Regions from separate parts of the Mus musculus genome. Here region 1 is linked to region 2. The links are chromatin loops, found by intact Hi-C in ENCODE. Cell type or tissue: left cerebral cortex. All regions are shown on one strand. Links, peaks and the distances in the headings refer to the core of each region. The heading gives the core; the rest is flanking DNA.

The links. Peaks named below come from ENCODE experiments on the same cell type or tissue, not always from the same donor. Only the 100,000 strongest peaks of a DNase experiment are listed, where the experiment ranks them.
Region 1: a loop joins it to region 2, with 17 times the contacts of the local background. A loop is called at or near these places in 2 of 42 quality-filtered maps.

Annotation. Positions count from the first base shown.
Region 1 is chr1:173,023,083-173,039,279 of GRCm38, forward strand. No RefSeq gene overlaps it. Among named protein-coding and RNA genes, the nearest start is that of Gm35742, 41 kb to the left of the region's middle. In left cerebral cortex, for the core only: no CTCF peak of the experiment used is centred there; DNase peaks (open chromatin) are centred at 7,439, 10,137 and 10,373.
Region 2 is chr1:172,750,185-172,766,381 of GRCm38, forward strand. It overlaps the pseudogene Gm38051. Among named protein-coding and RNA genes, the nearest start is that of Crp, 60 kb to the left of the region's middle. In left cerebral cortex, for the core only: no CTCF peak of the experiment used is centred there; DNase peaks (open chromatin) are centred at 9,559 and 10,286.

The DNA.
Region 1 (16,197 bases), core at 5,397-13,396, 270 kb after region 2:
GAGATTTACCATGACACAAGTCTTCTTGGCATGAGCTAACCACCTTGTTACCACATTTTGTGTCCTACCTGGAACTTGTACCTTCCTTTCAAAATTTCATTGTGTTTTATACTACTAAGAGCTATTTATCAGCTTGAAGGAATAGTGCAATGCATATTTTTCTTCTCTACCCCATTGCACAGAGATCCTTAATAATGAGATCCTTTATAATAATCCCCCTTGAGAACAAAGTTTTTTTGATAGGCCATAGTTCAATCTGGGAATCTATGCTAATTTTGGATACATGAGCTCATTTCTTGGCTCGTTTTATCAACTATCCTCTCTTCTCCCAGTTCTATGAAATTTATCTCTAGCATGTCCCATTTCCTAGGATAATGGCTTCATAAAAATATAACCAATGTAATAGTGTCTTACTCCCATAAATATATTGAAACTACAGCACATTAGAAGTATTTTCCATTTATTAGCAAGATACAGCTTTAAGTGTTTTACATGCAATTAGTGCATTGTAATTCTTAGCTACCGGAGAGATGGGCATTGTTATTTTTAAATAGTAAACTAAGGGTCAAAATATTAAGGAATTTTCCACAAGCCACAGAAGGCACTAATCCCACCCATGTGATCTCAGCCTCCCATACTCCATATGCTGCACAAAAGTCATCATAAAGCATGGGGTCCTTATTATTAGAGATGATCTAATCCTACATCCTAGTTTACAGCTTTATAAATTAATAGCAGATGTCTGAACTAATGTCTATGCTAATTAGAACCAGCCTGACCCCAAGAAAGAACTGTTTGATAGTACATTACACATTCAGGGACAGCCAAGAGTTATTGTTAGTCATTTGGCTTACCAAAGGTTTTAAACACCTAATTCTTTAATGACCATCTAAAGGAAACCAATAAGCTTTCAGGATGTGCCTTCTCAGGGATGGGCAGACATGAAGTCAGTTACTACCAGCTTTTGGTTTTTTTTGGTTTTGTTTTTTACTTTTATGATCAGTGTTTGACACCAGCTTTTGGTGGCAAATGAAAATATTTATGAAATAAAAATTAAGATGAAGAAGATATAAAGAAAGCTGTCAGTGTCAATATTGTGAGAAACAGTCAGGAGGCACAGTTCGATGTAGCATTTTCAGCAGCTCAAGGAGTTCCATTAGACTTTTAGGGACTTCTACTCAGGCCAAAGCAGGACTTTTGGCTTCAAAAAAGAAACCCTGGTGGTTGGATGATAATGTCTCCCATAGGCTCATAGATTTGAATATCTGGTGCCTGATTTGATGGTATAGTTTGGGTAGGTTTAGGAGGTGTGGTCTTGTTGGAGGAGTATGCTACTGGTGACAGGCTTTGAGGTTTCAAAGACATGTGTTGTTCCCAGTTTACTCTTCCTGCTTGTGATTTCTGTTCAAGATGTGAGCTGTAGGGTTCCTGCTCTATCATGCATCTGCTCTGCCACCACGGACTCTTACCTCTCTGAAATTGTACATCAAAACAGTTTTTCTTCTGCAAGTTGCTTTGGTCATGGTGTTTGGTTACAGCAATAGAAAAACAACTAAGACAGTAGCAGTCAGTGGCAGAGCTGGGGTTTAATAAAGGTATATTAGGGGCTGTGGAAGGGCTCACAGGATAAGAAAGTTTGCTCTGCAAGCACAGGACCTGGGGTCAGACCTCCCATCACTCATGTAAACAGCCGGCATGGCTGCACCTGGGTCTCTCTGTATCTCTATCAACTCTCTGTATCATATATCTCTATCATCTATTATCTCTATATCTCTATTCTCTCTCTAGATCTATATCAATCTATCTCTGCATCAGTGTTTGCCTAGGACTCTATGTGTGTGTGTATCTATCTATCTATCTATCTATCTATCTATCTATCTATCTATCTATCTATCTATCTAAAGGAATATTATTTTGTGTTGACAACCTTCATAGCAAATGTTGTTGATCGTGCTGGATTTTTTTTTTTTTTGGATTGGTGAAAAGCTTCAGGCATTCTTTCGGGTGAGGGGCGCCTTTCTCCACGAACTCACAAATTTCCTGTCTTATTACTCTGCTTCATAGATTTTGCTGTAGACCACTTAAGAAGCTATAATGAAATACCCAGGCCTGGTAAATTTATAAATAGTAGAAATTCATTGGTTCCAGTCTGGAAACTTAGATGTTCAAGATCAAGGCACTAACGGATAGGATGTCTGATGAGTTTTGTTTTTTCCAAGATGATTCTGTATCCTTAATATGACAGAGGGTACAAGAGGGTTTATTAAAATGTTTTTATAAAAGTCTAATTCATGAGACTGGATTCCTCATTATTCTCTTAGTTCTTACAGACCCCACTTCTTAATATTATCATATTGCCTATAATGTTCCAACTTGTGAAGTTTGGGAGGACACCAGCTCTCTTTCTTTTTATTAGTTTTTTTAAAACAAATTAAATTAGAAAATTTAATTAAATTAAATCAAATTAAAGTAAAGTAAAATGTAAATTTTTACTTTATGTGCATGATAGGCTTGCCTCATGTATATATGTGGAACTTGTGCCTGGCTGGTGTCCATTTAGGTCAGAAGAGGGTCAAATCCCCTGGAGCTGAAATTGCAGACACTTGTGAGATGCCATATGGTTGCTGAGAATTGAACCTAGGTCCTCTGGAAGAACAGTGGGTGCTCTTACCCACTGAGCCATCTCTCCAGCCCAGGACACCAGCTTTCACCCATGGCAATGCTAAACCAAGTGTCTTGGGTACAGCAGAACTAGTCAGCAGGAAAACTGTGATTATACCAGCAAAAGAGGGAATCCTGTCAAAATAAAAAACACAATTGGCGATCAAAAGAGAAACGGTATCTTTTGAGGTGTGTTCTACAGCTAATCCAGACAAGTTTCCAGATGTTTCTGCCTGGGTGTCATGGACACATATCTATGATATGGCACTGACAAGTTTGGAGTACACTTTCAAAATGTGTTCTTGGCATTTAATGAAGTCTCTTTGTTGTTGTTGTTGTTATTGTTGTTTGGTTGGTTTTTGATTACTTCTTTTAAACCTGGTTTGGGATCTGTCTCTACTGCATATAAAGAGACCCGTGGAACTAAGCAAAATTCATTTGTGTTGTTATGTTTTGATACTGGCCATTCTTTGCAGTGGTCACTATAAAGGAATATAATGTAGTAGGGAAGTCTTGAGTTTTGGGGTAGCCAAACCCATGTGTTCCATCATTGAAAACCTTTATTAAAAATATTTCTCAAGGGATTATTTTGTCTTCAACTCTGAAGTGTCACAGTCAATGATATATATATCGAGGCACATATCCTAGAGCACAGTCAGATAAGCACACCAGGTGGCAATAGGCAACAACAATAGAGGAAGACACAGTGTTCAATATAAAAGAACAACTTTATGCTGTGCGATGAGAGAAAGCCTCTCTTTGTACCATTGTACTAGTGCGAGGAAATTGTCTTATGAGTAACAAGGCAGAAACAGCCAGACTCTGAACTTGGGGGAACTTTTCTTTTTGAGTATAACAACTTTTTTCTTCCCCTGTGGAAATCCAGATATAAATACTGAAAACTTAGCATCTCGCATGTTCTCCGTTTGTACCCTTCAGCCTTGCAACTGTGGTGGGTAAAGATCTATATCAATACACAAAGGAATCTGAGTGGTGAGGAACTGTAAAACATAATGTGCCAAGCCAGGTGTAGGTGAGGGAATCCGATTTGGTTTGTCGATTTGCCATTGCCTGATCTGTGGGTGTGACAGGCAGACAGTGTGGCAAGTTCGAAAGCCTAACCTGGGTTTAGGTTTTGCAAGCTTGGAACAGAAAGTAGGGAGAGTGTCTGGAGGGTCTGAGACAACTGAAAGTGACAGGGTATGAGGTCGGAGATGGAGGGAAGAACCACAAGTCAGGCACACTATTGCTTGTGAAACTGATTGAAGGTTTTAACCTGAAGTATATGTGCAACAATTTTCATAGCTTGGCAAAAATACGTCAAACATAGTCCATGTAAATACAGAGGCCAAGGAGTTTACAAGAACAATGCCATGGACATATTCACAATGGAGCCTGATACAGTAGCTCACAAATATAATCCCAGGACTCAGGAAATAGAGGCAGGAGGATTGCCATGAGTTCAAGGGCAGCCCAGTGTATCTTAATGAGTTCTAAGCCCACCTAGGATAAAGAGTGAAACCTACTTTCAAAATAATTAGAATAAAAACATTCAAAATAATGGGAATGATGTGAAGGGAGATCATCTGGTAGAATAGGATTTGATACCAGGTTTCCATCCCTCCCTGGTGAGATCACTGTGGCAGGATTACAGTAGATAGATTAGGAGTGGAGCCTCTGTTCTTGGTATTGCTCTTTCTTGTTTATTCCTCTGTATTTGTGATTTCTAAACAGCTTTAAAATTAAATCCTAAAATTGCGCCAGTTTTCTCCAGCGGCATGATTTATTCTCACTTCTTCCACATTTTTAGCAAATGTAATTTAAATCTTGGAGCCATAGCCCAGTATTTTAGAAACTATACCTGCATCAAATGAGCCATGATTCAGCTAACTGCACAGTGTTAATCAAGTTCCTTTCAAACCTGTGAGACTGAGTCACGCACTTGGAGCATAAAGCCTTTGTACTAGATCATCCCATGTCTCATTCCCACCGACTTTCAACAGGACCTGACTGGAGATCAGCACCGGATTAAGAGGTTGACTGATAAGGGAGGAAAAAGGCAGAGTCTAATAAGCAGAGGGCAAGAAGCAGAGGAAGATGTTTGTAGAGAAAATCCACAGCTTCTCCTGAAAACCACCTTATCTGCAGAAAAATAAAAGCGCTAGTTTATATGTTTGTAAATGCCTTAGTTTAAAGCAAAGCTATACTTATTAGTCAATAAATTTTTACCATATAACTATAACTGTATGCATTGTATTCTGCATGTCCCTGTTCCTGTATGCACATTCCATTAGAGGTAAGTCTCGAGAGGAAGTCTCAGAAAGGCCTTAACGTAACACCTTATAGCAAACAGCTCGTTGGTCTGAATACCTGAATCTCAGTGGTATTTGTTCCTCTCTTTTGGCTAGATGAGCCACCAGTAAATAGCCAAAATCTGATGAACTTCATATAAAAATGAATGAAAGTCACTTGCAGATGATTCAAAAGGAAAAAAAAAGGACAGAGTTATTAGAGGAGAGACTTGGGAATAATACAAGGAAGGAGAAGGACTAACTACAGGTTTATGTGCATTATCCAGAAGCAGAGTTGTTGAACCACCTTATGCATGATAGGAACATTGCAGGTAGAGTTTGTGTGTTCAAGTTATGTTGATGTTAACAGTAAACCAGCTTCCTACGTGAATGAATAGAAATGGCTTCTTTTAAAGACTGGAATCTAGAATTTTCTATGAGTAGTTTTTTTTTTCCTTGAAAATTAGTTGGTAATCCATGTGCTAAAAATATGTGAATAAGTGAATAGAGATACTTCTGTAAAAGAATAGTTTGCATGCATTACACATGTTATGAGATATGTACTACTGTGAAAACCCTTTGGGTATGTTAAAATACTGTGACCTTTCTGTACTGCCTCAATACCAGAAGAAAAAAAAATAAAGTGTACTACAACTTAGCAATGTCCACATAGATTTTTAATAATTCTTGAATTCTTTGTTGTATGTTTCATTTTATGCTAAAATTTTCTAATGTAATGCTTCATTGTTTGACTTTCTCAGACCCCAGAGAATAGGAAAGATTACTTCTTTATTCAAAAGATAAAGTAACAAAAGGCCAACAGATGCTGCAAGCAGAGAAAATATAAGAACAACTGCAAACAAAGGGTAGCAATTAAAATAACCCTTTCTACATTAAATTAATTTAATTCTCGGAGTAAAGGAAAGCACTTGGCTTCTTTCAATTAGCTCTTTCTCTTTACCTTGACATAGTTCCCTCCTGCTCTTCAGAAACACACTTGTACCACTTGTTAACTTTGAGTTTCAGTGCCCAGCCCTTTGCTTTTCTCTCTCAGAGATATAGCCTCAATATTGACCCTGTTTTCTCACCCATGTTCCCACTTTTGGTTGAATATTGCCTCAATCACACCCAACCCAAGACAACAAAACCTACTCTTATTTTGTAGCCACATGAATCATCTTGTGCCTTTAACCCTCAAGATGAGTGACCAGTCATTCCTTCTGTTTCCTCCTACACCATTTTTTTCTAAAACCAAACCGAAACAAAACTTTATTGGTTGTTTTATTTATTTACATTTCAAATGTTATTCTCCTTTCTGGTTTCCTCTCTGAAAAACCCCTACCGCACCCCCTCTTTCCTGCTTCTATGAGGGTTCTCCCCCACCTACCTACCCACCCACCCACCCACTCCTACTTCATTGCCCTAGTATTCCCCTACACTGGGGTATTAAGCCTTCTCAGGACCAAGGGCCTCCCCTCCAACTGATGCCAGATAAGGCCATCCTCTGCTATGTATGCAACTGTAGCCACGGGTCCCTCCATGTGTATTCTTTGGTTGGTGGTTTAGTCCCTGGGAGCTCTGGGGGGTCTGGTTGGTTGATATTGCTGTTCTTCCTATGGGGTTGTAAACCCCTTCAGCTCCTTCAGCCCTTCCCCTAGCTCCTCCATTGGGACCCCGTGCTCAGTCTGATGGTTGGCTGAAAGCTTCTGTATCTGTATTGGTATGGCTCTGGCAGAGCCTCTCAGGAGACATCCATATCAGGCTCCTGTCAGCAAGCACTTCTTGGCATCAGCAATAGTGACTAGGTTTGGTGTCTGCATATGGTATGGATCTTCAGGTGGGGCAGTCTCTGGATGGCCTTTCCTTCAGTTACTGCTCCACTCTTTGTCACTGTATTTCTTTTAGACAGGAGCAATTCTGTGTTAAATTTTTAAGAAGGTTGAGGTGGCCCTCTCCCTCAACCCGGAGCCATGCCTAGCCACTGCATATGGTCTCTACAGGTTCTCTCTCCCCTTTGTTGGTTATTTCAGCTAATGTCATCCCAGTTGGGTCCTGGGAGTCTCTTTCCTGGAATCTGGGACTTTCTGTTGGCTAACCCCAGTTTCCCATCCCCCATTGCCACACACCTCTGTTTAATTTCTTGACCCTCTGTACATCTCCTCCATCTCCTTCCATACCTGGTCCCCCCTTTTATACCTCTCCCCTTCTTTTTTCTCTCAGTAGAGCTCTGACAAACTTTACAATAACTTTTACTGGAGCCCCCCTTTCGCCAACAGTGGTAGTTTTGATTCCTAATTCTCGTGCAACCCCAAATTCTGTTGAAACTATGCACACTCATTTTGTGTGTTGCACACACACATGTGTGTACATGTGTGCATGTGCAACACACACACACACCACCGCTGCTGCTACCACCATCACCACGTGAGTTGGTGTCTTTTACATAATAACTATGCTTTTGTTCTTTCCTGCCACTGCAAGTTTTCACTCAGAGGTGCAATAGTAACACCCGCATGAATTTCTTTCCTTCTTCACAATTTCACAGTTAGAATACTCACTCTTACTCCAGATCTTAGCAACTTCAACTTGCATATTTTTCCTTTCTTATTTAGGAACTGCCATCCCTTTACTTAAATGAAACCCTATCTAGTGTCTCTTTGGCATCTCTGAATTGGCAGCACAGAATGTTTGTGTTTGAGGCCATTATGGAGGAAATAGGTGTTATTTATGTATGAAGACTGCAGTATATCCACAGTGGATCTGAGAATGGAGGTAACTAATGAGTGACGAATGACAGACAGGATGCAAAGCACAGACTCAATGGACAAAATGTGACTTAAGTCTTAGGCAGGCTGGGTGAGAATGAAAAAAGATTTTATAAAGCTACTCAAAAGCTACAATGTGAAAAAATGGATTATTTGCTCCCCCCAATCAATATCCTAGAATTGTAGTCTCTGGTGGCTGGTGACATTTTAAAAATGGAAACTCTAAGTGCAGTGTGAAGTCTTGGTGTGAGTCTGTTTTGCTTCCATATCCACAGATTTGTTAGGGTCAGAAACCCACAGGAACCACTTAGGAGGGAAAACTTCAGGGAAAGGTATGTATGGGGGAGAAAGGCTAAAGAAAAAAATTCGTATTTCCAACTGTGATGTCTACAGGGCTGCAGAAACTCTGGGCATCCTGCAGCCTCTGCCAGTATTAACACATATGTCTCTGCTCCTGGGTAGTGAAGCATAACTACCCTTAGGGATGCTGTCCCTACTTTTGAGAAGACTGTACAGACAACAGAATCCAGACAAAATAATCTTACATTTTGCTAAAATTCCTAGAAATAAGTGAATCCAAGCAATGGTGAAATAGCCAATAAAAGGGTACAAAGGGAATGGAATCTTAGAAAAGAGACCATATTCCTGAATCAGATCAGTCAATTGCACTTGATCTTAGCCAAAAGACTAGGACGTGATTAGGATTAGTTAACTGTACACAAATGTGCATAGGCAATTTTGATGAAGCTGCATAAGATGATTTAGTTGAGAAGATATATTTCAAAAGGATTCTTTCACAAGTAGTTATCTGTATGTGGAAGATAAACTATATCAAAAATTAACATTAGATATTAGTCCCCTATCAGATTTAGGATTGGTAAAGGTCCTTTCGCAATCTGTTGGTTGCCTTTTTGTCTTATTGACAGTGTCTTTTGCCTTACAGAAGCTTTGCAATTTTATGAGGGCCCATTTGTCGATTTTCGATCTTACAGCACAAGCTATTGCTGTTATGTTCAGGAATTTTTCCCCTGTGCCCATATCTTCGAGGCTCTTCCCTACTTTCTCCTTTATAAGTTTTAATATCACTGGTTTTATATGGAGTTCCTTGATCCACTTAGACTTGAGCTTTGTACAAGGAGATAAGAATGGATCAATTTACATTCTTCTACATGATAATTACCAGTTGAGCCAGGACCAAACCCAGACACTATTGCATATGCCAGCATGATTTTGCTGACAGGACCCTATTATAGCTGTCTCTTGTGAGGTTATGTCAGTGCCTAGCAAATACAGAAGTGGATGCTCATATTCATCTATTGAATAGAGTACAGGGCCCCCAATGAAGGAGCTAGAGAAAGTACCCAAGGAGCTAAAGGGGTCTGCAACCGTATAGGAGGAACAGCAAGATGAACTAACCAGTACCCCCACCCCCAGAGCTTGTGTCTCTAGTTGCATATGTAGCAGAGGATGGCCTAGTGGACCATCAATGGGAGGAGAGGTCCTTGGTCTTGGGAAGATTATATGCCCCAGTACAGGGCAATGCCAGGGCCAGGAAGCGGGAGTGGGTGAGTTGGGGAGCAGGGCAGGGGGAGAGTATAGGGGACTTTAAGGATAGGATTTGAAATGTAAATGAAGAAAATATCTAATAAAAAAGGAAATTAATCTATGCTTTGTTTCTATAAAAATCTTCTCGAATTGGAATTTGGAAGATTTCAGAAATAACAACAAAAACATAACCAGAAAGGGAATATTGATACTCCATCAAAATTGAGGGTTTTTCTTTGGAAACAATTATAAAGATAATAAAACACAATCATTAGAGTTGAATAAATTATTTTAAATTACACATTAACAATTGACTTATTTAAAAATATGTAAAGTATTTCCAAAAGTCATTTCAAAATTTGAAATTCAAAATCACGTGGACAATAGAAATTAGAAGCAATGGTGCAGAGAAACTAGAATTCTTGTATTTTCATGTACAAATGGTGTATGCAATCTGGAATAGGGTACCTATGACACACCACCCCTCATTTAGTGTCCTTAGAAGTCTCCTGGAATCTATTAGTAAAAAAGTACACTTCCCACCCTCTAGGCAGCCCAATGAAGGGTGTATCTCCCAACCTCACCCAGCAGTAATGAGACACCTCAATGGAAAAAAATAGCATCCCTGGATCCTTGCCAGACTGATCCAAGGCAGAATCTCCTGTCTTAAAACATCAGAAAGAAAAGTTTTCTAAACTAGAATATTTAAACCTTTACCCCAAATCTCACAATATAACACAAAATACCCTTTTCAAAGAAATGTAATATGCTTGATCCAGAACCACGATGCTATCAAAGTGCGGGATGAAAGCCTGAATGGATGCCAGTTCCAAGAAGGCACACATGTTCCAGTTAACCCACAGAGAGTTTAAAGCAGAGGCACCCCAGAAACTGATGAGCACCCGTGAGCCTGCCTTACATGCATGAAGGAACAAGAGGGTCAGGAGAGATATGGAAGAAAGAGCAGTGCAGAACTGGAAAACCTTCACTGTATGGACACAACATACACAGGAGGAGAAAGATAAACATCAGTGATTGGAAGAGAGGATCTGGGAAGAGTAGTCAGAAGAAACATAGTGGAGGACTGAAAATATACATAAATGTGTCCTAGTTCTTTTTGGCAATGTCTGGGAAGCCACTCAGTGCAAAAATAGACAATCCATTTTAACAAATAGTCCTGGGATACTAGAGATGTGTTGGCAAGAGATGGGACTTCAATGTAAGTCTCACTTCTTATTGAGTTATAATGAGCCATATATGCAAATATAAGACACATAGCTACAAACTTTTAGAGAAAAAATATGAGAGAAAAATTTTAGGGTCTAATTCTAGAAAGAATTCTTTGAATGAACAGTGGAAATATGATACATACAGGGAAGATGATAAATTGGGTTTTAGCAAAATACTTGACTTTATGGAAAACCCTGTTGGTTGGATGAAAACACAATCTTCTAAAAATATTTATTATTACTTTTTCTCAGTCCAATCGCTGTCCTCCCTTTCTATCCCCCCTCATAGAATTCTTTCACAACTCCCCCTACTTTTCTCTGAGATGGCGGGACCTCTCTGGTTATCCCCTGATCCTGGCAGATCAAGTATCTGCAGTTATGTGTATCCTCTCTCACTGAGGCCAGAATAGTCAGCCCTGTTGGAGAACAGATTCCACAGACAGGCAGCAGCTTTAAGGTCTGCCCCCATTCCAGTTATTGGGGGACCCACACAAAGACTGAGCTGCCTATCTATTCCTTATGTGTCAGGGGCTTTGGTCCAGCCCGTATATGTACTTTGTTTGGTGGCTCAGTCTTTGAGAACTCTCAAGGGTCCAGGTCAGATGACTTTGTTGGTCTTCCTGTGGAGTTCCTTTCCCCTTCAGGGCCTTCAGTCCTTCGCCCAACTCTTCTGTAAGAGTCCTGAACCTCTGTCCGGTCTTTGGTTATGAGTTTCAGTCAGCTCCTGGGTAGAGCCTCTCAGAGGGACAGCCATGCTAGACTGTCTGCAAGCATAACAGAGTCTCATTATTAATAGTGTTAGGGGATTGTTCTTGCCCATGGGATAGGTCTCAAGTCGGGCTGGTTATTGGTTGGCCATTCCCTCAGTCTTTGCTCTATCTTTGTCCTTTCATTTTGTTTAGACAGGACACATTTTGGGTCAAAATTTTTTTGTGAATGGGTTGGTGTCCTTATCCCCCAACTGGGAGTCCTGCCTGGCTACAGGAGGTGGCCTCTTTAGCTTCCAAACATAATGTTTAGACTGTGATAAAACACACTGCACAGACCAGAGGATCAGCATCTAGACTGTATAAAGGACTCTCAGGAGTCTGCCTTCATGTAGTACATCTCTCATCACAGGCAGTAAGATGCAGAAACAGGAGGGCCAGGGGTTCAAGTGCAGCAGTGGCTACACAAGAAGTATATAAAAAAATGTTAAAGAGGAGAAGCAAGGCTCAAAAACTTAACAATGAAACTCAAATTAGCATCACACTTCAGGACCTAAATAAACACTTCAATAAAGAGAGTATTCATATGGCAGATAAATAAAAGAATGGATGTTGAACTTTGATTATATTAGAAAAATGATAATAAAATCATGGTGTCATTACATACCTATCACAATAGACACCACTGCAACAGCAAATGCCAATGAAGAGTTGGTAAATTTGAGCCAGTATACATGCTGCAGGCAATATGGAATTGCAAAGCCACCATCAAGGAAAAATAAACTTTTCATGGTTTATTGAAAACTAGAAGTATAAGTACTCTATAACCTAGCACTTTCACTTTTGTTTCCTTTATAGCAGAGAATCGAAAGCATTTCAAGTCTGTATCTGAGTGTGTGCAATATATTTGTCCATTGTAACTCAAAATAGGTTCAATCTGTACACTCTTTGGTGAGTAAAAGTTTAAACACCTATTGCATATCTATAGCACAGAATACTATTCAGCAATTAAAAGGAGCATAGTATTGATTCATATGGCAAGCTACACTAATCTTTATAGAATCTTTATAAAACAATCACTAAAAGTTCTTGATTTTCTATTTTGCTGATGTAATATTCTAGAAATAACATGATTATCGAAACTGAGATGACACTGATATTTGTCATGGTTTACATGAGTATGGATGTGAAGAAGTGAGTTTGGCTTGAAAGGCTGAATGCACAGAATTCTTGTGGTGGTAAATTTGCAGTTGACTACAGAAATGGATGCCAATATTTTGGCTGAGATATCACACAATGATTTTCAGGATGCTACTGTGTGTGTGGGGGTGGGGGTGGGGGGGAGACAAGGTAAAGCTTACATAGGATGCCTCTGCAGTCTATGTGTTACTTTTCACAAGGGCATATGAAGGTGCCTTATCTCAAGAAAATGTTGAACTTTAAGAAAGGTATGAATTTTGCTATTTTCCAACTTCAAATTTCCATATAAAGTTTTCTTAGAAAAAAAAGTGAGATTAATAAGTGTAATTTTTTAAAAAGTGCAACTTTCAATTAAGCTAATAATTAGTCATAAGGTCAAAATCATTCTAACAGCATCAAAGACTGATTTTTTTTCAAATGTGGAAAAAATTCCTTTGTTTTACTCTTGCTGAGTTGGTTGATATGAAAAACTAATAATTTAGGGAAGTGTCAAAGGGACATTTAGCTTTAGAATGAAATGTAAAATATTAAAACATGGCATATTTTTGAGTCTCTTATGTTCATCAAAATAGTAGACAGGTTAAATATTTAAAAAATAGTTTGTATCATAATATGGAATACTTCAGCTATTCTCACTCAAAAACTCAGGTATACTGCTTTTAAAGTATTTAATATTTTAAATTATTTCTTTGCTCCACTGTTTGTTAAATATAGAATAGAGTAATGCTTAGTATTATGAAGCAGAATTTGTGAAAATATGTCATATATATTTTGTTAAAATATTTATTAATTCTATGAATCATCACAAGTTTACAAAATCATTTTAAAAATTAAAATGTAACGAATTTACTGATCTCGTGTTCTTTGCCAGTGTGCCTGGTTGATCTATGGAAGACATTTTTTATCACTATATTTAGCTCAATATTGTTAGATTTTGAAATTTTATTGCTTTTGTGGATATAAAATAGATTTCATTGTATTTTTAATTAGCCGTTTTCCTGAGCATTTAAAAAAAACTGTCTCTAGGCCATTCATATTTCTAGTGTGATAAATCTTCTTTTATGATACATTTTTTTCTAAATCCAACTTTTATAAACTGTTTATACAATCTTGTTGTCAATAATTTACCGTTTGTAGCTGTTTCAGCACTCATATCCCCATTTGTGGCTTATCAAGGTTTCAAAAACTATCTTTTGATTTACAGGCATTTAGAGTCTAAATGAAATAGAAGTCATGAGCTTTCTCTTACAAAGTATTACTCTTGCCAAGTAGTCAGTATTGAATAGCCAAACACCCAATTACTGTGCAATCTTCTTTGATTTCTTTTTCCCCAATAAGTTACTTTTTTATTCACTTTACATTCCATCACAGTCCCCTCCCTCTTCTCCTCCAAATCCCACCTTAACAAATCTCTCCCTTAAGTACTCCCTCTCTACCTAGTCCCATCAGTACTAGGCCAGTCCTCTCCTGCTGTGGCCCAACCAGGCAGTCCTGGGAGGGGAAAAGGATCCAATGGCAGGCTACAGAGACAGAGACAGCCCCTGCTCTGATTGTTAGGGGAATCACTTGAAAAACAAACCATCCATCCGTTATGAATGTAGAGAGAGCCTAGGTCCAGTCTCTTTATGCTCTGTGGTTGGTGGTTCAGTTTCTGTGGGTCACCCTTGGTCCTGGGTAGTTGACTCTGTAAGTCTTATGAATCTTGAAACCAAAAAACAGGGAACACCAGCCATTCTGTTTAAACCAACTTGGATTTCTTATTAGTTATATATACTGATTTTTATAGAAGTATACGTTTATTTACTTAATTGTTTTTTCAAGACATGTTTTCACCAAGTAGTCTAGGCTGGTATAAATGCCAATGCTAGTGAAACTTATGTATCAGTGTTTTCTATAAAATACTTTATCTTAAAGGGTTTAAACTTCTATTTTTATATTTTAGGTATTTTACAGATTTTTTTTTTTAAATTCAACTTTACCTTCTAATTACTAGTATGTTAGAAGCATATAGCTTTTGGTTTGGTCTTATATTCTGTGATGTCACTGTACATGCTTGCTAGTTTTAAAAATTCCTTGTGGGTATGCTAAATAGCAATGTCAGTTTCCTGCCTGCCTTACGTCACCATTGAGAATATTCAGGAGCACACTATTTGTTGCTTTAATCATGATCTTAGACGGGAAACAACCCATTTTAACATTTAATATGACAGGCAAATGCTTCATATTATTTTTAAAAATAAAGTTGAGGAAGTTCTTTCTTTCTGTTCTAATTTGCTGAATAATGGTGTTGGTTTAGTTGATGGCTTCTCCTGTATCAATTGATAAGAACTTGAGTTCTCTTCTCGTTTCTCCCTTTCTACTTGTTTATTGGGAGAGAGTCACATGTAGCCCAGGCTGGCCTTCAACTAGTACACTAGAGGATGAGTGAACTTCTGATCCACCTGCATCCTCCTTCCAAGAGCTGATGATGCAGGACCACACTTCCAAACTCATGATTTTCATTTCTCATTGCTGCTGCTTTTTTTTCTTTGAAGTGAGTTGTGACTATGTGGTCTAGGTTGGCCTAGAACTCCAGATTTCCTCCCTCTGCTTCCTGAATGCAGAGAATAGGGATATGTAGCATCAGGCCTGGCTAAAGTTTCTTTCTTAGATACTGATTGGATGGACTACAATGATTAATTTTTAAAGCATGAATTGCCCTTGAATGCCCAGATATTGTGGCATATATTTATATATACATACATACATACATACACACTATATATACATGCACACACACACACACAATATATATATATATACATATATATATACACACTATATATACATACAGATATACATACACACACACTATATATATACTGACATAGTTATATATATATAAAACTTGAGTAACAGGTAATTGTGAACCACTATGTCAGTATTAGGGAACATACCAAACCAGGTTCTTTGCAAGATCAAAAAGTGCTCGTAACCACCCCTCTAGCACTATAACTTCTTGAATTTATGATTACTAAATATAAATCATTCAATTTTAGTATGCAAAGGGCTATATGAATTGTGTATATCTTCAGAATTAGTTGTAGTATTTTGAATTTTCAAAGAAATTGACCTATTTCAGCTAAGTTTCCATATTTCTAGGAATAGAGTTCTTGATATCCCATCATAGTCTGCCAAGGTCATGAAGGAGTCAGTAGTTTGATCTTTCTTTCATTCATGAAATTGTTAGTTTCCTTCTTCTTAATTTTCCTCTTCTTGGTTAGGCAGCCCAGACGTTGATCAATTTTATTGATATTCTCAAAGCATCAGCCTTAGGCTTTGTTGATTTTCATTATTGTTTTTCTTATTTTAATTTTGTTGATTTATACTGTAATATTTCTTTTTCTTCTGTTTAATTTAAGCTTAATTTGCTCATATTTTCTAAGACAAGGATTGGGTGATTGAGGCTATATATTTCTTCTTTCCATATGTGTGAATTTAAGGCTCAGTGTCAAGTAGCACTTTCTCTTCATTCTTCTACTTCTGATAAATGGCATTTGTATTGTCATTCAGTTTAGAATCACACTTTAAAATGTTACCAGCTGGGTGTGGTGATATAGTCCTGGAATTCAAGCATGAGTTAACTCCTGTGCAAAAAGTCTGAGAATTTGAAGACAACTTTGGACAAACGGTGAGAGCTTGTCTCAAAACAATTTTTCTTCCCAAATATCTTCTTTGAACCGTGAGTTATTGAGAAGTTTGAAAACCGAAAACACTTTAGAAATTCTCAGCTGTCCTCCTGTTACTGACTTAATTTCAT
Region 2 (16,197 bases), core at 5,432-13,431:
TTAGGAAGATCTTGGGGGAGAATCTGTTTTATTACTTTATCTAGAGGCTAGGGCATGCCCATGTTCTGTGACTTGTGGCCCTATTTTTCCACCGTAGAGTCAAGAGCATAGACATTTTTCTCTTTCCTCTGATCTCTTACTTTTTAAAAAATAAATATTCTTGTTATTATATTGAATTCATCTGCACATTCCCAGGTAGTCTTTTTATCTCTAGATCCTGCCTATACCTGGAGCCCCACTTTTCTATATAAGGTAGAATATACACATGTTTCAGGTGTTAGGACAGAGACCACAGTTTAATTTATACATTGGACCTACAAGAAGAAATAGCTGAGACCTTAAAGAACAAAAATGTTGAAAACTTTTCAGGGTTAGTCTGGGCTATGACCAGCTCATGTCCTGTTGATATAGGAATGGATAGATTAACTCTATGTTCATGGATGTGGGGGTGATCGCAGCCCTACCACTGTCATAGCTAAACTGTTACTCCAGGTGCTCCAGCCTCACCCTTGCTCACTACCCCATCATAGCTGACTCCAAGGGGTTATCCCGAAGACGCTGGTGCAGGAAATATAGGATCATACTGATGACATCCCTAATATAATCAGATGGTACCACCTTTAGAGTTTGCCCTGAGGATTCCCTCTGTTCCTCTCATGTATCATAATTTTCTTCCTATAATTTTATCTATGATGCTTCCCGTTTGATCTTGTCATTGCCCATAAACATGTTCACCTCAGCCATACCCCCTCCATTTTGTCTGGGAAGCTTGCATTTCGCTCTCTAGATGAAGAATTTCAGCCATAGTTAAAAGGGCAAGGCATTTTGGATATGCATTTTATAAATCCTCTGTGGCAATGTTCCCTTTCTCATACCACCTTTATAGAGTGACTTTTCATCAGCCATGATCGGAGTGGGAGACTAGCTAGCCCTGAGCGGTAGGACTTCTGGTGAAGGCAGAAGTCTTCCATGTCTGCTCCGTCCTCTGTGGATCCCACTATGCACAGGAGGGTTCTGTTTCTTAAGAGTTTCACATGCTTCATTTTAATAAGAGTGTAGGTAGCTACAGGCAGTTAGTAACTACTATGTTAGACAGCACAGACCTAGACACTCCTCTCTGTTTAATGGAAAATGAGAGTAGGCTACAGGAGAGCATCTTCTCCATAGAACCTTACAACGAGAGCAAAACAAGGAAAGGTCTTCACTGCAATAAAAGAAGAACAAATCTGGAAGGTCTAAAAATTCCGCTGAGCTGCTTGGCCCAGTTTTTTTTTCTTCTTCTACCAGATGGCAAACAAGTTGCTAACAAATTGTTTAAGGGGAGCTGGAGATCTGTGGACTATGTTTTTATTCGTTTTACTGGGCAATGTTTCTTGTTACCATTTTAAGTTAGTTTACAGGGTAATGTGTTTCATGATGACATCTTTATACTATGTTGGCCTCCTACTGACCTCTCCTGACCCCCATCCCCCTCAGGCTGGTCCCTCTTACCCCACTAATGGACACTAATAGATTCTATAGATTCCCTTCTGCATTTATGTTACATGTATTACCAGCCACCCTCAGTTCTCTTTCTCCTTTTTCATGATCTCCTTTCTTGTCCCCCCCACCTCTCTCTCACACACACACACATTCACACACAGAGGCAGAGAGAGAGAGAGAGAGAGAGAGAGAGAGAGAGAGAGAGAGAGAGAGAGAGAGAGAGAGAGAGTCAGAGACACAGACACAGACACAGAGACAGGCACACACAGACACATAGACACACACACAGAGACAGATACAGAGAGACAGAGAGAGACAGGTACAGAGAGAGACACAGATACACACACACATGCAGAGAGAGAGAGAGAGAGAGAGAGAGAGAGAGAGAGAGAGAGAGAGAGAGAGAGAGAGAGAGAGAGGAATTTAAGTCCTGGTTCTACATATAAGGTATTTGTCTAGGTCTGGTTTATTTTGAATAACATAATGAATTCCAGTTCCATCCACTTTCCTGAAAATGTCATTTCATTTTTCCCTTATGGCTGAATAAAACTCCATTGTGTATATGTACAACATATTTTTTTTTATCCAATTATCTGTTGATGGATATCTAGACCAGCTTCGTTTCTTGCTATCATGGGTAGAACAACAATACACAAATACACATGGATATGCAGGTACCTCTGTGGTACATTGACTTGGAGTTCTTTGAGTTTATATGCAGGAATGGTATAGCTGAGCCATACCAAAAATAGTATTTTATCTCATTTTCCCCTGTATTGTTTGTTCTCTCTCTTGAATAGCAGTGAGCTCATCCATACTTGCTGTTTAGTTAAAAAACAGCCCAGCAAGCTCAGTATGTGCCTTTTGCTCATGTTGTCATGCAGCAAATATAAGACTACAGCAGGGCCCTTCCTGTCTAGATTATGAGGCCCAGGTCCTGAAGGCAGTCAGAGGCATCATGTTGGCTGTAGCATTTGATGTACTGCCAATTCAAAATTATGCCCAGAATGGATTTTATTTTAAGGATCTGAGATGGATAGAGAATTTATACCTTATCCAAGAGAAAACCCAGAATTAGGAGGATGCTTCATATTTGATGCAATCTAAGATGCATACCCATAAGAAGCATGTGGTTTCTCTCACAGGTTGTTGAGTGTGGCTGTCTCCCAGAAGGGAGGGATGTGTGGTAAGCAACACTGGGGGGTGTCCCTAGAGCATAGGTGAGGTCAAGCTCAAGAGGAGATTCTGAGGCTAAATAGAGACCCAAGATGAAGCTGCAGGAGAGGTTCCTGGAGGAAACTGAAGAGCAGAGGGAGTGCACCCTTCTCCATGCTTTTATAGTTGTAGGTGAGGAAGCCTTTGTGTCTGATATAAGCAGGGCAGGGAAGCCTGTGAGAATGGCATTACATAAAATGGGGTCTACCTGTAGGAAGCATCAGGAGAGTGAGAGAAGGGACAGAGAAAGAACACAAGAACAAGGAAGTGTGTGTGTGGGGGAATAAATACATCTGTGGATGATGCTTAATGACCGTTATGCTCCAGCTATTATGAAAGGCACTGAGATACTCAAAGGGGGACAAGAAAAGGAAGAGCCACAGTTCCTGGTGGTACCTGAACAAGACGTGAGAGAATACCAACAATGGACGACTTTCTCTGACACTTGTAGTGCAGAGTAGATAAGCAGCTGCCTAAAAGAGATTACAGTGGTGAGAGTCCCCACTGCAACGTGTCCTGAGACCTAGCTCTGTAGTCCTACAGCGTGTACAAAAAAGCCTTTGTAAGTTCCAGATAATAAAGGATAAATGTGTCTGTGAAGAAAACTGAAGAGTCAGAGCAATGAAAGCTCAGATACGTTTGTTTCTAAGAAATCTTTTAATTCTTAATATCCAGCTCCCCACTGATGCAGATACATACTATCTCAAAGCTTTTCCCTTGGTTTAACCCTGTAAGAAAGACATGATGGGGACAGTCCTTGTCCCAAGGGAGACAAGAACTCCCTTCTCAGACTAGGAGAGGGACCCTCTATCTGCATAGTTATGCTTCCATGATGCAAATGTGTTTTGCATGTGTGAGCAGATAATGGTAAGAGGATAATGGTAATATTATCCTTTCTGGAAAATAGAATGGACCGAAAGAATGGAACTTCCAAGGAATTGTGGGATTTTAGAGTTTAAAAATGTAGTAGATTTATTCCTGGCAAAGAACTTTTCAAATGAACCCCTATTCTGAAACTGGATAAGGCAAGGGTTGGATGCTTGATAGCAGCTACTTGGTGTTATGCTTCAGTGGCTATTGTGATTTTTCTCACTTGGTACAACTAATACAGAGGAGGAGCCACCTGGAACCTGGGGCATTTATGTCTCTTCTGTCTGACCTCTGTACAGAATGAACAAAAGAAAGCACCTGATATTCAGACCATTGGAGTACTACCTGAACATCAAGAGTTTTCCCCGGTCTTTATGACAATCAAAAATATCCTACAAATGTTCACCATACACTGTGGGAGGGTGGTATCACTGCCCAAGGAATCTACTGACACATTACAGCCCTCTTCCTTTCCATGAGCACTCTGAGCTTCAGGGAGGAAAACTGCTTTTCTGAAAGTCATAGGCTGGGTTGGATGCAGATGTGGGGCATTGGCTCATGTCTTCTCATCTCTGAACCAGAGTGGTTTCTGTTCTTCTTCTTTTTAAAAATCCTTTTCTTAAAATTTTACATTTATTTATTTATTTATTTATTTATTTATTTATTTATTTATCCATCCATTTATTTATTTATTTATTGTCTGCGCACATACACATCAGTGCCATAGCAAGCGTGTGAAGGACAGACTACACGTGTGGGAGTCAGTAGCTTCCTTCCACCACCTGGGTCCATTGAGTGAACTTAGGTCATTGAGTACCAGTGAGTCACCTTGTTAGTGCCATTGCTTCCCTTTCTTAGCTCACTGACACTTTAGGACTGGAGGGAATGGCTTTATTTTAAGTTGCTAGGAAACGTCCTAGAGTTTTAAAATTGTCCATTGCTTCTAACCAAGAACCTCAGAGAACATGGTTATTTGGAGGATAATTAAGTTCATACAATATCATATACCACATCTTTTCTCTTTGGCACTGGGGATTGAGCAGAGAGCAAGTTGACACGCTCTCATAAGATATTTATTGGCCCTGTTCACATTTTTCACAATTACTTCAAACTTTGATGTTTAATACTGTAAAATATGTGCAACAACAGTTCTTTAACATTTTATGCATGTATTTATATATTACCCAACCCATAGATGCCCATACTAAAAAGATGAGGCTGGGCATGGAGCTCAGAGTTCAGGGTTATTGCTCTGTTGGGTCTTCTGCATCACAAACACAGAACCACAATGGCAAAAAACCCCACAAATAAAAAAATAACCCCCCCAAAAGATGAAGAATAATATAGAATAGTTTTCTGGAAAAGTGAGGGACTCATGCCTTATTAATAGCCCTAGTTTTACTTCACTTTGAATTTTAAGATGCATACATCTATGGAGGTAGCCACTGCTTTTCAAAAGCAGCAACAACAGTTCTAAAGCACTCCCTTTGCTGTGGATTTTAAACAGTAGCTACAGACTTTGTATCAGGACAGAAAATAGTGGCACATCTTGACCGCTTCCCCGATGGACCACACCCGTCAGTCATCTCTTTATATTGCACCGGCTGCTTTTTAAATTCCAAACAGCAGAGGTGCATCCTGAAACGTCTGTCTTCCCTTTTGCACTGTGTAGGATGGGAGATTCATGCAATGCTTTCTGTGCTCTTCTCCTCCTCCCCGTCGCCCTTCTCTCCTCACACAGCTTAGATCTGCAGATCACCTGTGGAGCTTACATTCTATTCTTATCAGAGCAAAAATTATGCGCTTTGTCTACAGATGGGCTTTAAACACTGAAGCTTGGGAGTGTTTATGTGATTATGATTTTGTGGATATTGTCCACTGCAGAGCCAAATGATATAATTATCTTTTTTCTTCTCTTTGTTTTGCTGTTCCTTAGAGTTCTCAATCATTTCTCTCTCTCTCTCTCTCTCTCTCTCTCTCTCTCTCTCTCTCTCTCTCTCTTTTATATTTCCTGTCTTTGTAGCAGTAAGAATATGGTCAAATCAAAGGAATTAGTTTCTTCTACCATCCCCCTACCTATCAATACCTTATTTTGGACTCGGCTGCTCTCTCTTCCTAGCCTGGGCTGATTGTTACTTAGGCTGGCCTAAGAGATGTCATTTTGAGTCTTCTTTTCATTACTCTCCATGCTATGGCTCCAGTTTCCTTGATCTCATATCTTTCTCTTTTTGGTTCGCTTCTTAGCTTTTCTGGAACACGTCTTAAAGTAATTTTCCATGGACAGGTAGGGAGGTCCTTACAAACCTGATAATGCCTTTGTTCTGTCCTCTCACATTGATATCAAAATGGCTGTCAAATTCTAAGTTGAAAATACCACCCTATGTGTGTGTGTTGTGTATGTGTGTATATGTGTGTTGTGTGATTATGTGTGTTATGTGATCATGTGTGTTATGTTTGTATTGTATGTGTGTGGTGTATGTGTGTAATATCTTTTTCTTCTCTTTGTTTTTTTGCCCCTTAGAGTCCCCAATCCTTTTTTCCTTCTTTCTTCTATTTCTTGTCTTTTTAGGAGTAAGAATATAATCAAATCTAAGGAATTAGTTTCTTCTACCATCCCCCTGTATTATATGTAGAATATATGTGTATATGTGTGGTGTGTGCATATGTGTGTGGGATGTGTGTGTTTTGTGTGTATGTGTGTTGTGTGTGTGTTGTATGTATGCTGTGTGTTTGTGTGGTATGTGTGTGTGCTGTGTGGTATGTTATGTTGTATATGTTGTATATGTGGTGTGTGTGTGTGTGTGTGTGGTGTGTTGTATGTGCTCCTCCTGTGTATGTGCAGAGGCCATAGGAAGACATTGGATGTCCTGTTCTATCGCAACGTGCTTAGTCCTTTGGGACAGGGTCTCCCACTGAGCCTGCACCTAGTCTGGTGGCTCACAAGCTCCAGCCACCTTGCCATTCCTACTGCATTACAGAACTAGCATTCAAAGCTTATGCCCAGCCTTTGACTTGGGTATTGTGGATTTGAACTCATGTCTTCATGTTTGTCCAACAAATGCTTTTATCCACTGAGCTACTGTTCCAGTCCCCCAAGCCATTTCCCCCTTGCTTATGACTATGAAGAACCTTCTCCACTAAAATTTATATTCATTTCTCAAATTTGATACCAACATATTTCTTATAATTTAATGGCTTTTTTTTCTGCTGAAGAAAATTTTAGGATTTTCTCTCTATATTTTTTAAGATTTATTTTTATTTATATGTGTGTACACCATGTGTAAGCAGGTATCTGCAGAGGCTAGATGAGGGTGTCAGATTACCTGGGGCTGGGGTTATAGAGTGCTCTAAGCTGCCTGATGTAGGTTCTGGGAACTGAATTATGTATTCTGAAGTACACTAAGAGCTCTTAACTGCTGAACTCTCTCTCCAGCCCTTTGATACTCTGAAATTTCAAGAACTTGGGAGCAGATGTGAATATCTTGGTTGCCTTGGGTACCTGGTGGACAATCTTAGTTTGGAAACTGGTTGTTGAATTTGGGTTATTCTCATTTCTTTTATGATTAGCCAACCTCAGCTGTCTCTTTCTGGACTTTTTGTTACTTGGATATTGGAATTTCTTGGTTCAATATTCAGAGAGGTTTTTCCTCCTTTTATATTTTTAATTTTTTGTTCATAATGTTTAATTTGTCAATCACATATTTTTGCTAAGTGTCTTGTATTTTCTTATTTCACTGACTTAAAAAAATAATACTTTGTTCCCTACTAATGAGAGCTTGTATGTGGAGTTATCTGTGAAGTTTTAGCTTCTCCCTAGTCATTTTCCATGGCATTGTTCTATGTAACTCCAGCTTGGCATTCAGGATTCTTCTACCGTAGCCTCTTGGGAGCTGGAATGGCAAGTCTGCACCATCCATCACACCTGGCATAGAGTTTTATTTCTAAATTTTCTCCTGTCCCCCGAGTAGCCTATACCACCTCCAGAGTTAATTTTCTCCTACCTTATCTCTGTATTTTCCTTCTAAGTTGCATTCACCTCAAGTACAAGCGCATAATGGACTTTGGTCATCCATCATATTTAAGACTAAGGGAAAAAAATCCAATGTGCGTATGTTTTTTGGATGAGTGTGTGTCGAGGCTGCCTTCAGGTTAGACATTCTTTAATTATGCAATTTAAAGGGCCCCCTAAACCTTTGAGAGTCCTAAAACATCACCATCTCCATTTGTTTGCTTTATTTTGGTAATTTTCCTTAGAAAATACCCTTTGTTTAAGCGTTTGTTTTTGGCATGGAAGTAAAACACTTATTATCCAGCCAGTGTGATTAAAGGATTAGGGGAGGACTGTGGAATCAGTGCTGTTAATAACCTTCAGGGGCTACCACTACTGTCTGCAGCCCTGGGTCTTGGAGGCAGGATGGAGATTTCTAGGCTCTCTTGGGGAGATTTTCTCCCTGCTTGCCTGCAGCCCTCCCTGCATCGCCATATATCCTAGACTACAGCTTCCCCTGCCCAACTTCACAGTGTTTTATCCACTTTTCCTCTTGCAGAAATGTTTAGGAATATTTCACTTGCTAATAGCTATTCTCCTATTCTTTTCATTGCAGTGAGTTTAAATCATTTTTATTTATTTTTTTTTAACATGCTGCTAATGTTGCCTTGGGAGAGAGAACAGATAAACATTTTTGCACATTTTGCAGTTTTGAGTTAGAGAATACTTCATTTCTTCCCAGTGGATATTTAAATTTTTTTTTATTTAAATTTCTTTTGTAGAAGATATCTATCTTTATCTATCTATCTATCTATCTATCTATCTATCTATCTATCTATCTATCTATCTCCTACAAAATTTATGAGGTCCAAGAGGATTGGCAAATACCATTTAAGTCTTTATCTCACCCCTGTTCTAATCAGTTTCTTATGCATCCTCCCAGACACACTCTATGCAAACATACATTTTTTTTTGTAATTAAAAAAATTCAAGCAGAGGCTACAAACACTACATTTGTGCATTCCCTTCACACTCACTGTCATCTCAGAGCCTATACTGATTTTTAGAGATTAATTTTATTTCTGCATAATGTTTCATGAATGAAAACTTAAAACTTAAAACTCTTTCCAAGGGGAGTTGGAATAGGTTTGGTGAATATGACGATATTTCGTTGTATACATGTATGAGTGTCTTAGTGTTTCTATTGCTACAATAAAAATATGACCAAACCAACATGAGAAGGAAAGGGTTTATTTTGCTTATACTTGTGTATCCCTGTTCATTATCGAAGGAAGTCAGGACAGAAACTCACACAGGGCAGGAACCTGGAGGCAGGAGCTGATGCAGAGGCCATGGACGAGTACTACTTACTGGCTTGTTTCACATGGTTTGCTCAGCCTACTTTTTTTTTAATGTCACATATATATTTATTAAGAGTGAAAAAGCGTTTACAAAAAAGTAATGTTACAGAGTTCTGAGTACCTCTACAGTCTGAGCACTCATTACCATAGCAATATCTCTACACACGTAGAGAATAGTTACTTGGGAAAACGTATTACACACAATATCTGTCCTCAGTCCCTTGGTAGTTTTAGCCTAAATTATCAATTATGAGATCATCAGCCTACTTTTTGATAGAACCCAGGACCACCAATCCAGGAGTGGCACCACCCACAATAGCATGAGAAACTAGCCAGGACAATGAAGATTCTAAAAAAAAAAGTTGAAGAGAACCATTTACTTGTTGGTGATCTTTTAATTTGTCTGCTACTGATTAACTTTTGTAAAAATATGACAGCTTCCAGTTTTTATACAGTATTTCACACATGTATCATTTTTATATGTTAGATAAATTCCTAGAAATGAAATTGCAGTTAGTCACAAGCTTTCTTGGGGAGTGTTACTTTGCTTGTGGCTGGGACAGAATAGCTGACAAGAAAAGAAAATGCATGCATAGTTCAGTAGATACAGTCTCTCACTTCAAGGATGGCAAGGGGTGGGTGGCTCCAGGCTTGGCATATAGGAAACCAAATCTAATTAGAGTCTCAGCTACCATTCCATGTTCCACCTCCACAAGGTTCCAGACTCTCAATACAGTGCCACAAAGGTGGGGGACCAAGAGTTCAAACAAATCCTGGGGACATTTCATGCGTAAATCATCACAGGGAGTATCAATCCTCTTTCCAATCATGTCCGAGACCATCTGTGTCTCCATTCCTTTCTTAGCATATGGTTAAGAGCCTTTCAGAAGTCCATCCGGCTATTTTAGCTCAGTTTTATATACAGATTTCTCAAGGTCCAAATGTGGTTATAAAGAAGAGAATTAAGGCAAAAAGACACTGGGAAAGTCTCTCTCTGTCTCTCTGTCTCCGTCTCCATTTCCCTCCCTCCCTCCCTCCCCCCTCCCTCCCTCTGTGTGTATGTGTCAGGGGGATAGTGATTGATTATAGGAAACAGATAGCATCTCCAGGGCTCAGGAACAAGCAAAGATGTTGAAATGATTAATTTAGAAGCTGTCCAACGACGAGCCTCCTAACATGGAGACCCAGACCTTTTTGAATAGAGTATGGTTTAGCTAGTATTGTGAAGTTGGAGGAGGACCCCTGTAGAGCTGAGACCAAAGTCCCAGCAGGGTGCACTGATTGACTAGCGATGTGGAACCAGCAAGCTGTATGATCAAATTCTGGAAACCTTGCAAACTGGACTCAGAAGCTGCAGTAACCAAACAGGGAGTGGGCAGGTGAAAACTGGACTGCTGAGTTGCTGGCAGGGACAGAAAACAGACAGGTGGAAGGAATTTATTCTTTCCAGCCTTACACTCTGTACCTCCTGTGGGCAGAACAAAGGTTGGTGGGTTTATTTGGAAAGGTAGGGCTGGAATCAAGGCATAGTAACTAAAAGACTATAAGGCACCTCAATGAATTGCTTTTTGATAATATAATACATGAAAGCCACAGCCTGTTGTAAGCTTTAAAATCTATTTCTTCCTTTCTATGTATGTATGTATGTATGTATGTATGTATGTATGTATGTATGTATGTATGTATCTTATCTATCAATCATCTTTTATATGGGATCTTTCTTTGCTGAAAGAAGAGAGTTAAGGGAAAAATACACTGGGAAAGTCTCTCTCTGTCACTCCATCTCCATCTCCATCTCCATCTCCCTCCCTCCCTCCCTCCCTCCCTCTCTCCCTCTCTCCCTCTCTTCCTCCTCTGTGTGTGTGTGTGTGTGTGTGTGTGTGTGTGTGTGTGTGTGTGTGTGTGTGTACTACTCCTGAGCTTCTGGGCTCAACTGAAACCTACAAGCTCATTTGCTGTTAGCTTGCTTTCTTGTAGCATTGCTTAGCATTGTTTATTTTTTGAACTGAAATGGAATACCTCTTAATCTCTGGGAGTTTGAGGACCCTTTCTCAGAGCTGTTTCCTGTTGTCCTTGGTTCCAATCACTTTCCTTTGAGCTACTGATCTTGTTTATATATTAATAACCTGGCATGCACACACCTTCCCCCACCCTCAGTTTGTAATTTATTTTCTGAATTATGGTAAAGTTGCCATGTTTAGTTTTTATTTTAACAGAGTTGAATTTATGAGTGACTTCAGGGTTTTTCCCCACATGTAAATCTTTTTTTTTCCAATTTTGAGATCTTAGAAGTTGATCTTATTTTTAGTTGCTGTTATTGGTTTGATTTTAAGATGTAGATATTTGATCAAGTTGGACTTTTTCCCCTGATGTATTCATCTAAATCTGTTTTTTCATTGCCTTGTTATTCACCCATCCCAATGCTTTCATTAAACATTCCCTCCTGTGATTTAAAAATTAATTTTTATTATAACTGTTGCATTTTTAGGTCTGTGTTAGAGATTCTTGTTTCATTAACACATCTATTCATGTCTCAGCACCACATTGTTTTAATTGCTCTAGGTAGAATGTATTTGTGGTCCCTCTTATATCTACTTTTAGAGTTTTGAGCTGTTTGCTTTTAAGGTCTCATAACAATATAGGTTAACTACAGGAGAGATGGCATTGTTAACACTTTGAGTTTTATTTTTAAATTTGAGAACATTTTCTATCTTTCAATATATTTTTCTACTCCTATTGTTTATCTCCTACCAATTTTATCATGAGTATACACTCCGCTCCCTTTCCTCCATCAACAGCCACATCTTGGTTTAGTATGTCCTCCATCACTAAATATATGACTACCCTTCTTTATATGTGAGACTCAGAATAGTAACATCTGTAGCTTTATTGAAGACGAGTTTGCCTTTAGGTTCTCCTATTGTTTTGGTTGATTCAAGAAAATAAGTGAGAACAGGTGTTTTCTTTGATGTTTAAAAGTCAGATGCACCTCCCTACTCACCATTAAAGACACCAAGGAATCCCATCAATCGACTAGAGGAAATCCAGTCTCTTACTAACCTTGAACTTGCAGATTTGGCCACTGTGGCAGTCCACTGAGCCAAGAGAACTTCTTGACCATGGGAGTGTAGAGCAGGCACCTGGGGTCTGGAGGACAGAGCTCAGTCCTTCATACTTGAAAGGCAAATACTTTATCTACAACTGAGCTATCCACCTAGGACCATGAAATCCAGTCTTTATCTCTGAAAATTTCTTGAAATTTCCATGTAATAATATATGCTTGCATAAATGTTTGTTACCCCAGTTAGTCACCTGCTGCCAAGATACTTTGCCTATAGTTTTCAGCCAGCATTTGTCTCTGATAAGATTAGCATCCCGTATAGGATAGTTGAGCTTGTGTATTTCAACTGTTTGTTTACAAATCAGGTGAACATGTCCCTGGAGGTGCATGGTAGCATTTCAAGGAGAAATGGAAGAGTGTCTAGGGGCCAAGGAAGGAGACCACTCAAAGAGCTGGTGTTGAGAGCTGAGAAAACAGCTAATTCCTAGCAAAACATCCTCTGCATCTTAGGCAGTTTCATGTCTTTGCTTTCAGTGACTCTGAAGGAAGATGTCATTTTGTTTTGCATGTAATTTAAAAATATAAATGTGGTTTGAAAAGAAAAGCTAACAAAGGACATTACTACAGTAAAGCTACTTGTATCTAGCTGTCTATTGAAGGAGTTGTTTTCATGCTTACATTACAGAGAGAATAAAATTGATGACAAATCCTGTCTCACTACAGTAATGAAGAATGTTCATCCATGTATATGTAAATTAATTTTCTAAAAAGCCTCATTTATCTTATTAAGAAGCATATTTCCTGCCCTACCATGCTTTTGTGTTTAAAATTATTTATCAAAACTACATACAAATTAAAAATTGAAATGACCACTTAATCCAGAATAGACTTTTTTTTTTCTTTTTAGATCCTTTTGGAAACTGGAGATTCAGTAAAAAATGCATTTTAGTTTATTTGTTTATTTATTGTTGTTTCAAGGCATTATAAATGGTGATCAAAAGCATACTTTGAAGCATTAAAATTTACATTATAATAAAATTTTGTGGGGGGAATGGAGTTCAAATATGAGTTTAAGAAAGAAAGAAAGTTTTGACTCAGGAGAGCTTATGCATTTCCAAGTGACTGAGATACATGAAATCTTAATATTCACTGGCATATATCTAAAAAGTGATGTAATATATTTTTTAAGATGTCAAAACTTATTGTATGCCAAATTACTGTATAATTACTTAAGTTGTGAATGAGACATCTTAATTGACAAATTAAAAATGGACGAGAAAGGCACATACATACATTTTTCTCAGTTTCTTCCGAATCTGGAAAAGAAAATGAAACAAAGCCAAGAAGGAAACAACTTATGGCTACTGCCTAAGTTTTATCGCATGCAATTGTTACTTTTAACTTTCGAATCTTTGAGAGTAACATAACCAACCAAAGGATGTTTAGGGAAGGCAAGTCTACCCAGGTGAATGCAATTTTGGAGACTGTGGACACATACTGTTGCATGTGGGAACCCTGCTACCCCTTGGTTGATCCCATCTATGCAAAGGCCCTCTCCACATTCACATGAAAACACTCTTCCTCTAACCCCACAAGAGTCCCTCGGAACCTAGCCCTTCGTTTAAACAGTAGGTTCCAGCTTCTCTAAGCACAGGGCTGAGGAACAGTTTCCCATTCTGCTTAGACAAAGCTCACATTTTGCAGATTGTGTAGGCTTGCCCATTTTCTAGGGTCGCCCTGTGATTGCTCATTTCTTATGGAACACTGTGTCCCCCTCTTCAGGGAGCAGAGGTCTTCCCCACGGGCGTTCCGAGGGCAGAAGAATGTGGTAGATGGACTTAAGTGCCTCTTGTATCATCTGGACTGTTTTGCCTTAAACAGCATCACATATGGGGCAACAACATACCAGAGCCTTGTCTCTCTCTCCAGTGATGAAATATTAAGCCAGAACATCTTTTATAGCTGTCTCTCCAGTCTCCTCATTTGGAGAGCAAAGACTTGAATAATAACACAGCGACCTTCCAGGTATCAGCAAGAAAGTCTCATACAGAGAAGATGAATTTACCTATTAGAATCCAATCTGCAGAGATAAAGGTATGTTAAATGGCACATGCAATTTGTATCATTTAACAGAACGCAACCTGCTCAGCTGAAACCTTTTATATTTCAATCCTTTCCAAGTTCAATTGACTAGCTTAAAAGACATCAGAAAATTAAAAGAACCTTCAAGTGATTTTTGCCCTAGCATAAAATGGTGGCCTTTCTGAAACCTCAACTGCTTCTGGAAACTCTTTGAAGGGATTATGGTCTCCTGGAAGTTCCCACTTCCTTATCTTCAATTTACCACAGTGGAGGTGCACGGGTTGCTTCCCTAGAGTGCCTCTTCAGGCTTGTTGCAGAGTTTTAGCCTGCAAGTATAGACTTCTTGTTCAAATCTGCAAGAAGGATGAGAAAGAGGCGCGGAGCTTGGTTGCTTGTTTGCCATGGGACTGCTGTGTTTGAGGATTGGGGGTTCCCAGTCTGAAAATCTGGCCATAGTTCAGCCTGGCCTAGAGCTCACTATTCTCCCACCTCAGCTTCTGACTTCTGGGATTATAAACACACGCTTCAAGAGTAAGTTTTCTTTGGACATTCAGTTCTTAGGGTTGTATAAAATGCTTGGAATATATGCTCATTTGTAAAGAACTCGAACTTTAAGAGTGGTGAACTTGGCAAGGTTCAGCTCTTTAAGAACATTTGTTGCTCTTGCAGAGGAGCTGGCTTTGGTTCCCCGCAACCCTGTGGTCCAACAAAAATAATAAAAGAGAGTTGTGGATATAGCTAAGTAGCAGAGTGCTTGCCTGCCATGTACTGTGTTGGAACCAAAGACAGACAGACAGACAGACAGACAGATACAAAACACACACACACACACACACACACACACACACACACACACACACACACACACACACACACATTTAGACTCCATAGATGAAGATAAAAATCAAACAAATTAAAAAACAACTCTTCTTCTTGTTAAACATAAAAACAGGAATGAAGTGGATGCTCACAGCCATCCATTGGATGGAGCACAGGGTCCCCAGCAAAGGAGCTAGAGAAAGCACCCAAGGAGCTGAAGGGATTTGCGTCAAGGAGGAACAACAAACAGTATGAACTAGCCAGTACCCCCAGAGCTCCCAGGGACTAAACCACCAACCAAAGAATACACATGGAGGGACTCATGGCTCCAGCTGCATATGTAGAAGAGGATGGCCTGGTTGGTCATCAATGGGAGGAGAGGCCCTTGGTCCTGGGAAGGCTCTAAGCCCCAGTGTAGGGGAATGCCAGGAAGCAGGAGTGGGTAGGTCGGTGATCAGGGATGGGGGCGAATAGGAGGTTTTCGGAGAGGAAACTAGGAAAGGGAATAACATTTGAAATGTAAATAAAGAAAATATCTAATAAAACAAAACAAAACAGGAATTTCATAGCAACCTAACTCACCATTATTTTGAGGACCTCTCATGAATATTGATATCTTATTAAAATTATGCACTGTAACAAAATGGTAGTTCACCTAGAAATTTGCTTTTTAAATAGTTTTCTTCCCTTCCAATGGTTTTCTAGCATCCAGTTCTTCAGGGTTTCTGCTGTCTCTTCTCTTGGCTTTTGATGTACAACATGCAAATTTTTCTACACACTTTCCCTTTGATTTGTTTGCCTTTTAGTTATAGATTTTAAAAAGTGAATGTAAATATTTAGATACTAATATATTGTCAGTTATAAACTTGCCAGTCTCTCTTTTTTCATCTGCTTCTCATGTTGCAAGGTTTTAGTGATACCTTTTGGCCTTGTAGAAGTTAAGATTTTTGCTGTCATCAAATATACCAATATCTTTCTTTGGTCATTTGTATTTCTGTTTAAAAAGCCTTAGTCTTTTATGATCAATTAAAATTTTTATTGTATATATTTTTTTCTGTTCTTTTATGAATAATTGAGAACGTCTTAAGGTTGGGCAGTAACTTTTTATTTTGCTCCTAAGTCGACAGCTGATTTTGCCAGTCATAATTACCGAGCAGGACGACTTTTCCTTCTCTAACATGCCACCGTGCTGTTCTTTATATGCGTTGCCCTTGACTCTCCATAGTGTTCCATTACGGCCCTGGTAACAAGCTGCTCCAGAGGACGTTCTTTATAACAAGGTTTGATACCCGTAACAATGACTTTCCTTTTTTTACACT